2 separate regions of the Mus musculus genome follow, and region 2 is linked to region 1. Evidence: chromatin loops called from intact Hi-C (ENCODE). Cell type or tissue: heart. All regions are shown on one strand. Links, peaks and the distances in the headings refer to the core of each region. The heading gives the core; the rest is flanking DNA.

Region 1 (8,336 bases), core at 87-8,086:
GGGGAACTGCTAGTCAGCTCTTTTCTCTGGGTCTCTCTGTTTCACAATTCTTTCCCTCCCTCTATCTGAACATCTACATGAATATTCTCTTTACACACACAAACCTGTATTAATACTCTTTTTATACAAACACACCTGTATGAATACTCTCTTTACAAACATACACACACATCTGTATGAATACACCCTTTAAACATATTTGTATGAATACTCTTTACACCTATACACATCTGTATGAATAATCTTTTTACACATGTCAGTATGCATATTATCTTTGCACAATATGTATGAATACTCTTTACACACACACACATCTGTATGAATAGCCTCTCTCTCTATATATATATATATACACACAATGTGCATACACATACACACACACATGTATTTTCATATCAATTCTTTGTGAAAAACTCCCAGAGAAACCATCATCTGACAAAACCACACGCAACCTCATGAAGCAGTTAGAACCTCAGAGTGCGCAGACGCGGCGCCACACAGACCTCCTCCGTATGCCAGGCTGTCAGGGAGAACATCACTGATAAATATCCGGTTGAGATGCTGGTGTTCGTCCACCTGAACTGTGACTGCAAACCCTGAGGGAGAAAATAATGATCGAGTGTAAGTCTACCTCTCGTTGTCTTCCCAGCCCTCTTAGGGTGTCCGTGAGCATCCAGTCTTGTAAACGCAAGCATGTTGAGAAAGTAAGTTTCAACTATTTTGAAAGTCACACTAGTTAGCAAGCATAAGGGAAAGAGGAACCCACCGGACCAGAGAGTTTAGACACAGGGGTGTGCAATGTTATTCAACAGTTCCGACTGTACACAGCAGCACATTCATAGCAGCCGGCCACTGGGAACGGCCTAGCTGGCAGAGGAGGAGATTAAGGACATGCAGAATGTGGTGTGCACAGTCAGTAGAACATTACTTGGCCTTTAAAAAAAAATCTGGCACATCCTGCAATAGGATGAACCCTGAAGACATCAATGCTAAGTGCAATAGTCTGGCACAGAATGGTGAATATCAAAGGGTTCCCAAATTCATAAAGACAAAGGGTATAGTGTGGGCTTGTCAGAGAGCTGGGGAAGGGAGTGGAAAGCCAGCGTCGTGTGGCTAGAGCTGCAGTTTTGCCAAGTGAGAAGTGAGAGTGATTCACAGATGGACAGGAAGACGCTTTGTTGCCACAGATTAAGGGTGTGGATAATTTACTTCTGTCTCACCACGGCTAAAATGATGCTTTATTTCTTAAGATAAGGCTGAAAGATACTCTTACTGAAGCAGAGTGAGGTGTTTTGAGATGGTTAAAGGCAGGGGCTCAGTAGACACAGTGTGCACTGCAGAAGCATAAGGATCAGAGTTCGAATCCCCGGAGTCCGTGTAAAAAGCCAGATGCATGGCAAGCACTAGTCTATGAGCAGTCCTACAGGAGATTGAGCCTGATCAAGACTTAGAGGATTGCAGGTCAGAAATGTAGAAACACACACACTCACACAAATATGCACAGATGCACACACACAATGACAGGAGAAAATCCTCCTGAATGGGTCCAGTGCTTTATATAGGTCTGAGATGCAAGACCCAGTACCTGTCCTGCTCAGACCATATGTTCCCTCGAACACTGCCATGGTGAGGACTATACTTATCCATCCGGGTTCCCCAATGCCATCAGTCCCCAGAGAACAGGGAAAATGTCCTCTTTCCCATGTCTTCTCTAAACCTTAAGCAGCACCTGGCCAACCACGACAAAAGAACCTCTGCCTATATTCATTCGCTCAGATGGGAAGAAGACTCATTCGTGGTAGCGTGGGAGCAGATGAAAGGCTAAGGAGGGTTTCCACATGAAGCCAACCTACAGCTGACATGGGGATTCTCACTTAAACTTAGCGTTTGGGAGGCTGAGGCAGGAGGATCACAACAAGATTTGAGGATATCCTGGGATACCAGGCCAGTAAGGTAAGACTCAAAATCAACCAACAAACCTGATCGTGTGATCAACAAAGGGGTCCAGAGAATAAAATTTTAACATACCATAGTTTGAGCATATTATCAACTTGAAATATTTTGAAGCAAAAATCCATGTTGTGACATTTGTAACATGACAAAAACAAGAAACAAAACCCAGCCTTTCTGTGGAAGTATTCATCAGCCTTCTCTAATTACTGAGTTCTAGTGGTAAAGGAAGACTGCAGTGCTCAGCAAGACATGAGCCAAGTCTACAAAGACCTTCGAGCGGAGATTCAATAAAGACAAGGGAAATAAGAGTTAAACACCTATGTTGACCTATAATCGCTAAACTCAGGTCAGAGGGAGATAGAGCCAAAAGATCAGGCTTATTCCAGTTAGACTGTCCATGTGATCTTAAAGGGCGGGTAAGATTCCTATCCTGGGAGAAAGGCCTGGGAAAGGACAGCATTCCAGTTGGTAAGACTTTAGACATAAAAAAGAAGCCTCTTGAGGCTGGAGAGATGGCTTAGTGGTTAAGATGATCACTAGCTGGTTAAGATCACCAGATGACCCACATTCTGTTCCCAGCATGCAAATTGAGCAGCTCACAACACCTTGTAACTCCAGCCCCAGATGATCAGACTCCCTCTTCTGGCCTCCTTGGGCACTGCACAAATGGCACATCTTGTAACTCCAGCCCCAGATGATCAGACTCCCTCTTCTGGCCTCCTTGGGCACTGCACAAGTGGCACACCTTGTAACTCCAGCCCCAGATGATCAGGCTCCCTCTTCTGGCCTCCTTGGGCACTGCACAAGTGGCACATTCGCATGTGTTTACATCGCAATCAACAATTGGATCAAAGAAGCCTTGCCTCCTGGGTGAACCCAAGAGTAGCACCAGGTAGAGTCCATTTATTGTTAGCACTGTCCCCAGTATGTCACATGCCTTACCAACTCTTATGTTATTTCCTGAAATTACCTTACCATCTCTCCCAGTATTGATACATACCAGGCCATTCAAATAAAATAAATAATAATGAAAAAAGAGAGAGAGGGACCAAGGGCAAGGTGATCATCAGTCTCCCGGGGACAAGAGAGGGCTCCTGACACTCACCAAAGTCAGTCATGTCCCCAGTCTTGGTTAGCTGCACGTCATACACACTGAGTGGGAAAACTTCGATTTCATCATAAACCTAAGAAAGGAGAAAGAGAAAGCAGGAGAATCAGGGGCTAACACTACACCACCTTGTGGAATTAAGTTGGCCCACTTTCGCTCAGGAAACTTACAGTACTGTTTACATGAGGGTTGGTTACAAATCAAATGCCAAACTTGAACAGTTTGCCCCCAAATTACAGTCCCCCAAATTAAGAGGCCATGCGGAGGCCTGGGGAGAGGGCTGAGCTTGTGGAGTGTTCACTTAGCGTGTGTGGCCCTGGGTCTGACCCCCAACATCACATAGACTAGGGGTGGTGGCGCACACTTGTATTCCACACACACGGGATATGGAAGCAGGAAGGTCAGAACAGAATCTGAAGGTCATTCTCAGATACACAGAGTTCAAGGCCAGCCTAGGCTACGTGAGGTTGGGCATGGGTGTGGTCGGACAGCCCCTCTCAACCTCCAGGTCCACTTGCCTGCTCTTGCATGTATTCATACAGCGCGGGCACACACCACTCCACACTTTTATCGACCACCTTTCGGAGCTGAAGACCATAGTGAGTGGGTTCCAACTGTCTCATCTACAAAGAAAATGATTGGTTACTCAGAGTCTAACTGCCCATCCTAAAAGCATCAGCATTCAGGAGGCTTGTGACAGATCACTATCAAAATCCCCCAAAATAACTGCATATAATTTTCTCAGTCCAGAACTACAGAAAACCTGAAATTTAAATGTACAAACAAGAAAAGCAAGGGTCAAAATTCGTTGTTTAAGGTCTCCTCTAAATGCTATCATCACAAAGTATAAGGCTCATTGCTAGCAAGTGATACCTTTTATTACACAACCGTCTCCCTTCAGACAGACAGCTCTCTGCCATGTGCTGGTTGCTAACTTTAAGTTGTTTGTCATTAGGAAAGTAGAGAGATTTTAAGTTATACAGACTTCAGAATTTCATACTTCAAAGTATTTTCAAAGGGAAAATGTTTAAATGCAGATATATTCTAACCCCCTCTAGCCCCCACCCCTGCCCTGTGTGTGTGTTTATGTGTGTATGTGTTTGTGTATGTATGTGTATGTTTGTGGGTATATGTATATATGTGTGTATGTATGTGTATGTGAGTATGTGTATATGTATATATGTGTGTGTATATGTATATATGTGTGTGTATGTATGTGTATGTGAGTATGTGTATGTGAGTATGTGTATATGTATATATGTGTGTATATGTATATATGTGTGTGTATGTATGTGTATGTGAGTATGTGTATGTGAGTATGTGTATATGTATATATGTGTGTGTATGTATGTGTATGTGAGTATGTGTATATGTATATATGTGTGTATGTATGTGTATGTGAGTATGTGTATATGTATATATGTGTGTGGATATGTATATATGTGTGTGTATGTATGTGTATGTGAGTATGTGTATATGTATATATGTGTGTATGTGTGTGTATATGTATATTTATGTGTGATATATATGTATGTATATGTGTGTGAGTGTGTGTATGTGTGTATTTAAGTGTGTGTGTACCTCCTCTTTCCCTCACTTGTATCTTTTCTTTCTTCCCCACACTTTCAGCAGAAAAGCATTTCTCTGAAGCCTGTGCTCCAAACAGAATTTAGTGACCTCTCACACCTTTTAACACCCAGAAAGCTAATCACAGTTTTTATCACCTGAATAAAAGGCTTTTCTAAATAAAAGGCTTACACACTGAGCTTGGGGGATGCAGTTAACTTTATAACCACAATTAGACATACAAACTAAAGCCTCAAGGCCAAGCACAAAAGAGTTAAAATATTCTACCATGAAAGTCAGCAGACTCTAGTCCAGTGTATTTAAATTTCCCAGCTCTTGTCTGCCACCTGGTGGTCTGAAAGTGCTAGGCATGCCGGTGCTGAATAGATTTATGCTATAGTTCCTCTTTAGACTGGGAATAAAGTCCATAAAGCAACTGTGAGTGGTAATGAATTATGGACTGAATAGCACACCAAGATACGCCATCTCTATGTAATGTGAACAGCAACAGGTGTCACAATGACTCTAGATGCAGATTCTAAGTCGATGTGGCTTCATGGAAGTGTGGGACCATGACCTGAGGACTCATTCCTCTGAAGGGTGGAGAATTAACATACTAGCTAGAAAATGTTAGTATGTTCCCCTGCGTAGAAAGTTGAGTCTTGAACACCCCCCACAAAACCAAATGCAGAGGAATACACCATTAACAAACCCTCTCTACTCGGAAGTATTTCTACAGCAAAATTCATCACCTTGCACACCAAAGCCAGAACATCTTCCACCCTGTGCTCTGGCTTGATGGTCACAGTAACTCCTTCGTTATCCTGGAAGTGGACATAAGTCTGGACTTCCCACATGCTGTCTCGCAGCGCGCTGTCTACTGCGGAGCCATACAGATGCAGGTCATGGGCCTGTGTGCAGTGAGAAAATAAAGGTTGGATAAGCAAAAGTAGAAACCAGAGGGGGGCGGCAAATGCTCCCTTAATACAAGCAGTTTGTACTATAAGTTTTGCACACATCCCACACTGGTCCTACACACTATTCAGGGGCAGATCTGCCAGTCCTTGGCTCTTCAGACTCTACACAGATGGAGCTCAAACCCAGGGATGGAGACGACTTCTACTCTGCAATGGGGTCAACTCAGATCAGCTCAATCTCACTGCTAGAGTCCTGATGGAGAAATGGGAAATGTACATTGAATCCTTAGTCCCTTTCCGGCTTCCAAAGGGTCTGTCTCATCCAGAGTAAGTGGATGTCTGTCTGTGCCCTAGATTAGCTCTAAACTGAATTCTCCATAAGTGTGACGATTCTCTCTCCTCCTAATTAAACTTTTTGAATGTAACTTCTAGTAAAGAGGACATCCTTTCTCCATCTTTCAGGTATGTCAGACATGGCCGCTCTGTCAGGAAATCATCCCCAAGAGTACCACCTTCAGGAGATTTTTCAAAACACTTCTGTAAACCTCACCACTGAAGCCAGTCACTTTGTGTCAATCTGCTCCTATACTAAGCATCTCAAACATTTCTTTGAGTTAGATCCTTCCGGGAACACTATGGTGACCCTAACTCCAAAGCTGCTACTTAACTAGACACTAGCAGCCCAGGGGAAAGTGTTTAATTTAGGTAGATGTGTTGGTGTATTCCCTTAATCCCAGCAGAGATACGGAGATCTCAGAGTTTGAAGCCAGAACTCATTTTGAGCCTCATCTACAAAGTAAGTTCCAGACCAGCCATCTACATAGTGAGATCCTGTCTCAAAACAAACAGACTTTTGTTTTCAACTTGCTTAGCCTCAGTTTACCACTTTGCAAAAGGAAGCATTGTTCTCATTACCGATATTTCTTAATTAACAAGACGAGCTTTTATGAGCAAAGGAGTCACCCACAATTAAGAGACGTCTTATAGGCTCGAAAGCATGGCAGCTGTGTAGATTTGTAGATTCAGTGCTCTCACAGTGCTACAAGCAACTCACTCCTCAAAGCAAGCACTCTGATGGGTCAACTCCCTGTCAACTCCATGCATTTCTTGATCTTTAAGCACAAAGTAAACTGTGCAAAGCCAAACTTGATGTGATAAAGCCATTCCGAAGAACAGGCCTGGGCAGAGAAGGGAAGGGTCCCTGTCTTTGGAAATGTGGTGCTCAGGTCTGAAGTCATCACTGGACCTGTCGTGGACCTGTCAAGATCAGAATATTTTCCCAAAAAGATGTGCACAGCCAGAACCGACCTCCCCTCACTGAGGAAGAGAGGAAGAGACAGGGGCAGATGCCCTGAGCCTAGGACACCAGGCTGGGATACTCTCTCCTAAGTGGGCCTGTCACATGAGTAAGGGCTTTCTCTGGCTCGCTTCTCCTGGGCACTTGGATCACTTTGGCAGTGGTTCGATCCAGGCACCAAGTAAAAGCGGGCACTGGCCTAATTAAGCTGCTTAAGGCTCCCCTCTTAATGCATATTGAAAACAAAAACAAATGGAAAGCCCAGCAGAGGTCACTATAGAGTAAGGAACATCAAAAGGAAGGCCACAGAAAGGAACTTAAACCACATCACTGCAACTTCCTACTGTCCTTCAAGAGAGCAAGTTGGGCAGGGACTCAGGAAATTCAAATCCATGCTGCACCATGGCTTCCTGCCTGTTCTTATCCCTGACTGTCCATCAGAGGGAGATTCTCCACATAAAATAAACTCCCACCCGGCTACAAATTTACTCAGAGCCTATTCAGGTACACACCCCCATTACCCTCTACTTTCCAGGTGAGAAAAATGGGGGGTGCAGAAATTCTAAAGAACTTTAAGTGTGCACAACTAATCCTTATGGTATGGAAGGGCTCTGACCCCCGAAGTCTGGATATGAGTCAGGTCTCCCCACTTTGACACCACATGAAAATGGCAGTCTGCCAATTAACTTCCCTCCGCAGTGAACATGACTTAACGGTCCAGATTCATTTCCTGATTCTACTACACAAACCATGCCCTAGTTGGACAAACCATCTCAAGAGGATTTCCCATAAAAAGCAAGGCACTCCCCTGCCTCTACATATCTGTTCATTGCAAAGCAATTGCTCTCCTCTGTCACTCTGTGCCCCCGCCTTAGTGTTGGAATCACTAGTTAGGGGAACCCACCTGTGAAGGTTTGTATATTTTTGGACCAGGGAGTGGCACCATCTGGAGGTGTTGCCTGGTTGGAGTAGGTGTGTCACTGTGGGTGTGGGCATAAGATCCTCACCCTAGTTGCCTGGAAGTCCACTAGCAGCCTTTGGATGAAGACACAGAACTCAACTCTGCCTGCACCATGCCTGCTTGGATGCTGCCATGCTCCCACCTTGATGATAATGGACTGAACCTCTGAGCCTGTAAGCCAGCCCCAAGTAAATGTTGTGTTTTTATAAGACTTGCCTTGGTCATGGTGTCTGTTCACAGCAGTAAAACCCTAACTGAGACACCACCAAACTCAGTACTTGACAGAATCCAGCAGAATCCAGCTCACACAAGGGTTAGCTTTGGGTCCACCCACTTTAAGTGGCGAGAGACATGACGATAAGGTCTTTGTTTCTTCATCAGTCTCCTCTGACCCTTAAGAAGGTATCTCACACCCACAATACACCTGGGTACTGAGGAGCCGGATGCTACTAAGAGTCACACTCAGCAAAGGTAAAAGATCAAGGCATCTGGCTCGAATTTGCTTTTCTGGAGTCAGTTTCTTCCTAGGCCCAA
Region 2 (8,336 bases), core at 51-8,050, 360 kb after region 1:
AGAGCTAACAGCACCATTTACCTCTGCTTCCTGGCTGAGAACTCTGTAATCAACTGCCACATTATGCTCTGGCCAATATGCCTTCTCTACTATCATGAGTTAAACCCTTAACTGTGAGCCAAGGTAAATCCTTCCCTTAAGGTGTTTTGCTAGGTAACTGTCAAAATTGAGAAAAGTAACTAACATAAGAACTCAATGGGGGGCTGGTGAGATGGCTCAGTGGGTAAGAGCACCCGACTACTTTTCCGAAGGTCTGAAGTTCAAATCCCAGCAACCACATGGTGGCTCACAACCATCTGTAACAAGATCTGACGCCCTCTTCTGGAGTGTCTGAAGACAGCTACAGTGTACTTCCATATAATAAATAAATCTTTAAAAAAAAAAAGAACTCAATGGGAGCCGGGCGTGGTGGCGCATGCCTTTAATCCCAGCACTTGGGAGGCAGAGGCAGGCGGATTTCTGAGTTCGAGGCCAGCCTGGTCTACAAAGTGAGTTCCAGGACAGCCAGAGCTACACAGAGAAACCCTGTCTCAAAAACCCAAAAAAAAAAAAAAAAAAAAAAAAAAAAAAAAAAAAACTCAATGGGAAAAATCTCTAATTAAAGGGCTGACTTAGCTGTTCTGGAACTCACTCTGTACACCAGGCTGGCTTCAAACTCAGAGATCCACCTGCTTCTGCCTCCCAAGTGCTGGGATCAAAGGTTTAAGCTTCCATTGCCTGGACCGCCCTTTATGTTTTTGATTAGAGGAATTTATTGGAAAGCATTTTTTGAAAAAGTTCTGTAAAGGTTACATCAAATTGTACTTAAAGTTTAGTGCCATTAAAATGATTTAAAAAGTATATTATATGTACTTGGGAATTTATTAAGAGAGTAACTAAGCCAGGAACAATAGCACATGTCTGTGAGTGTGGCATTCAGAGGCTAAGGCAGGACTGTGAGTTTGAAGTCACCATGGATATATATAGTGAGACCTTTTCTCAAAACCAAACCAAAGAAAACAAAAGGAGAGAGAGAGAGAGAGAGAGAGAGAGAGAGAGAGAGAGAGAGAGAATACAATGCCATTTGATTGGTTCTTGCCAAATTCACACATAAAGCCATAAACTGGAAATTTTCTAGGAAAATTACAAAATTTGGCATTCTACATTAATGTCTATAAAGTAAACAATAGTATTCATCAAACATTTCACCAGTTCACTTTTGTGTTCTGATTACTATTGAAGATAGGAATCCCTTATGTGAGTGGAGGTCATAGGACAAGTTATGGCTGTGAGTTGTTTCCTTCTATTATGTGGATCCCAGAGACCTAAATCAGGCTTGGCAGCAAGCACCCTTTCCCCACTGATCCATTTTGTTGGCTAATATTCTTCTTCAGGCAGTTTCAAAGATTCATGAAGGAGATTCTTCCAAGCAAGATGAAATTATGGTATTTCCTCTAACTCCACAGTCCAGAACCTCCTGAAGAAGGTGCTGAGAGCTCAAGTACCATTTACTACATAGTAGCTAAAGTTCTGCAGCATTTTAAGGGACATTTTAAAACCTGGTAAGAGAGTAGCTGATTAGGAAAGCTTTGTTTAGAGGGTAGGTAGCTCATAAAAAGAAATAGAAATACAAGAATTGGGGAGGAGCTATCAAATTTGCCAATGTTAAAGAGCTGTGTAACCTTTAATCCTAGCACTTAGGAGGTAGAAGGTAGGAGATCTGTGTGAGTTCAAGGCTAGGTTGGCCTGTGTAGCCATTTCCAAGTCAGCTAGAGCTATATCGTAAGACCCAAAGGAATGTCAGTGGGATATATATGGTTTTGCCTTTTATTTATTTATTTTTTCTCTTTTTTGAGAGACTTTTGTTGCATAATCAAGCTGACTGACCTCCAGGTGTGATCTACCACATCCAGCCTGGCTTTGCCTATTGAAAAGCTGTTTAATTATGTATCCAGTGTCATACAATTTCTTTTCACATTATTCTACTTCTGGAATCAACATAAAAATCAATATAAATTTGAAGAAAAGTCCTCCCTTCAAGATTTATTTATTTATTTATTTTTTGGTTTTTTTTTCAAGACAGGGTTTCTCTGTATAGCCCTGGCTGTCCTGGAGCTCACTTTTGTAGACCAGGCTGGCCTCGAACTCAGAAATCTGCCTGCCTCTGCCTCCCGAGTGCTGGGATTAAAGGCGTGGGCCACCACGCCCGGCTAAGATTTATATTTTGAAAATTGCTTAAAACTAAAATATTGAGGCCAATGTCTAAAAATAAGAGCATGTTTAAGTAGATATTGACCAAATTCACTCAATACACTTGATGAACTTAAAATTACTTTCAGAATTGGAACAAGGACCTGCCATCTATTGTGGCCAGGTCTTTATTATGAACTTCTTTTTTATTTTTTGAAGTATTCCTCCCATGATTTTTGGGTAAAGGAGACCAAGACACATTAGAAAACTAAATGATCTAAAATCAGTTGTCAGGAAAAAGAGAAGTGGAACTCACTGCTTCACATACAGAGAGACTGTTATGGCATTTGGTCCAAACAAACAAGACACAAAAATCTTGATAGTATGACTAAGCTTAAATAATTATCAAATTTCAATTCTAAATTATCATTCATAAGGGACATTATTAGTAAGTCACTATCAATGTATAATTAAGGCCAGTAACATTAGACAAACAGCCTTAAACAACTTTACTAACAAGTTTTTCCTAATTAATTAATTAATTTTTAATTCTATTTGTGTGTGTGTGTGTAGATCAGAGGAAATTTTGTAGGAGCCAATTCTCTCCTCCTATCAAGCATGTCAATTAGTGAGTCAATGAGACATCAAGCTCAGGCCTTTTGCGTTCTGGATGCCCTTTTTGTCAGTCAGTCAACATCTTTTAGGCTATGAACTAAATATCTATTAGGTTATGACCCATAATCTAGGTACTGGGGAGCAGAAAATGAAGACTTCAACAAAAACATGTTCTGGAATAGCTTTTTCCAGCAGAAGGAACACACACACACACACACACACACACCAGCAACTCAGAGCCAGAATTACTGATTCCACACAAGTGTACTCTGGAAATTTGGGGGGAAAGCTGGTCTTGCTTACATATATTTACTTCTTTCCTTATCCTTCCCCCTCTCTCTAATATATATATATTCGTGTAATCAAAGGAAGGAGGTGGCAAACAAGACTGCTATAAACAAGGTGACAAGAGAAGAGGTACTAGGATGTTGAGTTCTACTAACCATCTCCTATAACAGGAATCCCCAGTCTATGAGAATTTGGAGTCTTTCTTTAGTTACAAGCACCTAAGACCAACTCAACTGAAAGAAAAAAAAAAAAAAGCAAACAAAAAGGGAGGTTACTGTGCAAGGGTGACTAGAATGATCCTTCATGGGCAGAGTGGGGACCAAGTGTGCATGGAGGCAGGAGCTAGGAACACAGGTTCAATGTGCTACCTCTAATTAGGAAGGGAAACCAGCAGATCTGAGTTGTAAGTATGGTGAATGGAATTCAACAAGAATGACACGAACTGAAGATCAAAAAGCAGAGTCTGAAGAAAGGGAGGGGGGATTTTGAACACCAAGTTAAGGAGTTTGCGTTTTCCTCCATAGGCACCAGTAAGGCTTCAGGTTTTTGAGAAAAAGAAGGAACACATGGGTATTAACTGCATATTTAGAGCCACATCACCAAAATGTTGACAATACAGTTACCCTGCCTCTGCCTCCCAAGTGCTGGGATTGTAGGTTTGGGCCACCACTCCCAACTCTGTAAGTCTATTTTTGAGGTAATGCCTTTGAGGCTTGAGCAGATCCATTCATTTATTCCTTTTGCAGTGCTGGGTCTTAAACCCAGGCCTCATCCATGCTAGGTGGGCACCCAACCACAGAACGTCACCCCAGCCTTAATTCTTTTTCCCCACTCAATCTTTAATCAAGTAGGGACAAATCCACACTTTGAAAAAAAAAAAATCTGCAGTTTGAAGGGGACAGATTAAAAAAAAAAAAAAAAAAGAGGATACTTTATTTTGCCCCTCCCCCACAAAAGTTTTTCCAAACTTGTAGCTTGACTAAAATGTTCAGAATGTATGATTTTTATACAAAGAAACTGCTGGCATTCTTTACTAGTGAGGAACTATGGCAGAAAGACCCATTCCTCTAAGTCTCAAACATGGTCCAAGAAAGCAGATTCTGATTGTAGCAACTGATTCCAGAGTTCCACTGACAAAACCCCTGCCCTGTTGGCTTTTTATTTCCATTTCCTTCCCTGAGAAAAGGGCAATGTGTGGTCCAACCTGGAGAGCTCACAGGCTTATATGTCTTCCCCTTAACTGCCCCGCATGCCCCTCCTCCTGCTCCATTGAATTGACACTTGATGAGCAGAAGTCCAATGTGGTGCTGATCAGTGTCAGTCATGCACAAGAGACCACTGCACTTTGATGTGGATTTTGTAGGGCGGGGGAGGGGTAAAGAACTAGTTTTGTCAACAGGTACTGATCACAGGCAGTTGCTATTATTAGGAGTCAAATTTTGCTTTCTTTGACACTGGTAGTGTGTCTTCCTTGTCTTCATCCTCATCGTCATCTTCATCATCATCATCAGGATAATCTACCAGACCCAGGAGTCTAGGGTTTTATTTTTGAGGTTTAAGAGTTTTAGGGTCGCCAGTCAGGGGTGGCACACACCTTTCATCCCAGCAGCACTTGGGACAAGGCAGGGGCAGTGGATCTCTGAGTTCGAGGCCAGCCTGGGCTACAGAGTGAGCTCCCACACGATAAGCACACGAGACTTTTTTTATTTTATATAAAAATCACGCCCGCCCGCCCGAGTCTCTGCAGATGCGGATCTCTCCGCGGGGTGGGGTGGGGCGGTTTCAGTCTCTGGGGACCCCGGGTGGCCCGGCGAGTGGACATCTTCTTCCCTGGGGGTCGCAGCCCCCCACCCGTGGGACCCGCACACACAGCGGGCAGACAGCTCAGGGCCGTCTGTGAGGGGAGCCGAGGGCGCCCTCTGCTGGCCTGTGGGTGTCATGGCGGCGGCAGTACGCGCCCTGACTTTTCCCGGGACCCCACGGTTGGGCGGGGACGGCGTCAGCTGAGACGCGGGAGACCATAGTGGGGTCTCACCTGAGTGAGCATGAGGCGGGGTCATGCCCGCGATGGGCAGCGGGGGGCGTTTTACTTTATGACTATTTTTATAGATTATAATACGTGACACGTGGAAGCTGAGGCAGGGGCGTGACCGCGAGTCACGGATCTGAGGCAGGGACTGAGCATGCACTGTGTGTGAGGTAGGGGGAGAGCGGGAACGGAGCGGGGGGAAAAGCAGAGACAGGAACCTGGGGCTGACAGCATCGACGGGTGATGGGCGGGGCCTGCGGCGGCTGCAGTCTTCTGCCCGCAGCGCCCCTCCGGATGAGGCCCCCGCCCACCGCGCAGCGTGGACCTAAAGCCTCTGCATTCCTTTATCGAGGGGAAAAAAAAGCCTCAGACGCTGCCTCTGTCAGTTACGGGCGGAGGTGGTAGGGGAAAGAAATACAGCCTCCCATTGGAAGCCTCTGCCAGTCACGGCTGGGCAGGCGGGACTTCTGGCACTGTTTCCTGCTCCTGGAAACAGGGAGTGGAGAAGCTTCTCGATTGGAAGCCGCTGCCGTCAATTGTGGCCGAGCGGGCGGGACTTCCTGCCAAGCCCCCCAGAGTCTCTCTGCTGCTGCCGCAAGCGCCGCTGGCCCGGGGACCACAGATTGGAAGCAGGCAGTCACTGGTCGTGGACAGGAAGACTCTCTCCGGCCATCTCAGGTCAGTGTAGGCTCCGGCATGCCCCTGCCTCAGCCCCGAGGCATGCTGGGAGTTGTAGTTCTGTCCTGGCTTTGGTTCCTCTGAGCCCCGCCCCCCATTTTTTTCTTTTTTGTTCTTTTTTTCCGAGACTGGGTTGTTATTTTTTCTAATTATTTTTATTTTTAATAAATTTTGAATGTTTAATATTCATCTATCTATCTATCTATCCATCTATCTATCTATTCATTTTTTATTGAAGTTAGTTTTGGTTTTTCCCAGACTTGGTGTCTCCCGGCTTAACCCTGAGACGGTTGCCCTGGCGTGCCACCCGGTGGTGACAGGTTGTTACTGCAACGTTCCAAAATTTATTTTTTTTTTTTTTGGTTTTTTTCAAGACGGTATTTTTTCTAATTATTTTTTAATTTTAATTTTTGAATGTTTAAATTTTATTTATTTATTTATCTATTTATTTCTTTATTGAATTTAATTTTGTTTTTTCCCAGACTTGGTGTCTCTGGGCTTAACCCTGAGACAGATGCTTTGGCGCACCACCCGGTGGCGACAGGTTGTCACTGCAAAGCTCCCCTTTTTGTGTGTGTGTGTGTGTGTGTTTGTTTGTTTTTCTTTTTTTCCGAGACAGGGTTTTTCTGTATAGCCCTGGCTGTCCTGGCACTCACTCTGTAGACCAGGCTGGCCTTTAACTCAGAAATCTGCCTGCTTCTGCCTCCCAAGTGCTGGGATTAAAGGCGTGCGCCACCACTGCCTGCCTGTTTGTTGATTTTTCAAGACTTGGTTTCTCTGGGCTAAACCCTGAGACGGTTGCTCTCGCACGGCACCCGGTGGCGACAGGTTATCACTGCAATGCTCCCTCTCGCTTTTTGTTTTGTTTTGTTTTTTCGAGACTGGGTTTCTCTGTGTACACCAGGCTGGCCTCAAACTCAGATGTCCGCCTGCCTCTGCCTCCCAAGTGCTGGGATGAAAGGCGTGGGTCACCACCGCCCAGCTGTTTTTTTTTTTTTTTTTTTTTCTGATTGGCGAGCACAGCTGAGTGGGCGGGGCCGGTGATTGACAGGCAGATTGAGGCTGTGGCTACATAACCATGTCATCCCCCTGCCTCAGCTTCTTCCTTACTCAAGGGAATCCCCCTGCCTCAGGGTGACCAAAGCTGAGTGATAGGGCTGGCCCAAGTACAAGGGCTTCTGCCCTGGCAACACCCTGGCAGGTGACCTGAACAGGAGGTCTAAACAGGTGTTTGGTGCCTGTCTATTTGTAATAGCTGTGGTCCTCTAACCTGTGCCTGTGAGCCACCAAGAGTGAACGGAAACTAGAAGCATTGCCACCAACAACTGGAGCAGTGACCACACTGAAGTTTCTCTGGCGAGGGGGAAGGGGAGTAAGGAGAAAAAAAAAAAAAAGGCAAGTGAGCAAGCAAGCCAGCAAGCACAGGAGCACACTCTCGTGGAGGCCCACACCCTCCCTGTGCCTACCCAAGATGTGTCAGTCAGAGAAGCATCCAGAACCGGAGCTCCAAGCAGCAGCGAAATAGTGAGATGCTGCCCATGAGACCTAACCCTCAATGTACCCCGGCATAATTTCAGGAGGGTCAGACACCAAGTCCAGTGGCCTCAGGGGGGAGGGAGTGGCTAAAGGGGTCTGGAGAGGGAGTCCTCTGTGCCCCGAGTAGGAGACTCACTTCAGGTACCCATGGCTCTGGCTGGGGGAATGGGGTAAGGCAGGGGAAGCAGTGGGCTTCTATCCTGTGTCTTGGTCTTTGGCAAGGGCACCGAGGCCCCCTTTTTCCTCCCTAGACCCCTGCTTCCTCTACCAGATCCTCCCCCAAGCTCTTCTGGACTGGCATCCGCTCTTCTGCAGTGACTTGGGAAGGGCAGCCCACAGGAGAATGCTGATTTGTCTTTGCTTGGTCCCTGCCACCTCCTCTTGTTTTTTAGAGACATACTGGGGTCCTGTGGAAGAGAAAGGAGGAGAGCAGGACAGTTGGTGTGCTGTGGTCTTAGCCTGTGCCGCTCACCAGTTCTCTGTTGCAATCCCCTTTTGTTCTTTGCTTTGCTCAGTTTCTAGGAGACACAGGACTCAGCTTCTCTTGAGCAAGGCTCAGATGGCAGCCTTAGCTTGTTTAATCAACTGTGCTTTTTCAAACATCCTAGAGTGGGTTGCAGTAGAGTCTCATGATGCCCACTGTGTGACAGACAACTTAGTTGCATTCAGGAAGCTGAGCTTACAGTGAAAAGGCCTCTCTGTGCCTTTGGAAAGCTGGCTGAATAGAAGACAATGACCTTGTAAAACTAGTGGGTCATACATGTGGTTGTAGCAGAGCAGGGAGGCAGCTTTCGAGCTAGGTGGAGAGCCTCCTGAGCCTGTGGATGGAGCCACTGCTACCATTTAGCAGAAGAGGAAGCAAAAGATTGAAGGTTTTCTCAGGTGCCACGATGGAGGAACAAAAGACTTGGCAGGTGTCACCCAATTGTCTAGGCTCATGGCACTGTGTCTCGTCTTTCTGGCACCTGTGAGGGCAGAACTGTCTTTGGGTCCCAACCCTCCTAAGCATGGGAGGTTGTGG

Evidence for each region. Peaks named below come from ENCODE experiments on the same cell type or tissue, not always from the same donor. Only the 100,000 strongest peaks of a DNase experiment are listed, where the experiment ranks them.
Region 2: a loop joins it to region 1, with 3 times the contacts of the local background. A loop is called at or near these places in 4 of 42 quality-filtered maps.

The regions. Positions count from the first base shown.
Region 1 is chr17:3,445,580-3,453,915 of GRCm38, reverse strand. It overlaps Tiam2 (T cell lymphoma invasion and metastasis 2), which reads right to left. Exons shown (of 27, transcript NM_001122998.1): 10 at 5,380-5,538; 11 at 3,580-3,684; 12 at 3,059-3,137; 13 at 504-596. Among named protein-coding and RNA genes, the nearest start is that of Gm52295, 41 kb to the right of the region's middle. In heart, for the core only: CTCF peaks have their summits at 2,705 (motif pointing left), 4,988 (motif pointing left) and 7,113 (motif pointing right); a DNase peak (open chromatin) is centred at 2,675.
Region 2 is chr17:3,081,411-3,089,746 of GRCm38, reverse strand. It overlaps the pseudogene Pisd-ps2. Among named protein-coding and RNA genes, the nearest start is that of Gm25909, 28 kb to the right of the region's middle. In heart, for the core only: CTCF peaks have their summits at 4,968 (motif pointing left), 6,026, 6,234 and 6,556; DNase peaks (open chromatin) are centred at 5,066, 5,626, 7,206, 7,906 and 1 weaker place; H3K4me3 peaks cover 1,923 bases; H3K27ac peaks cover 1,447 bases.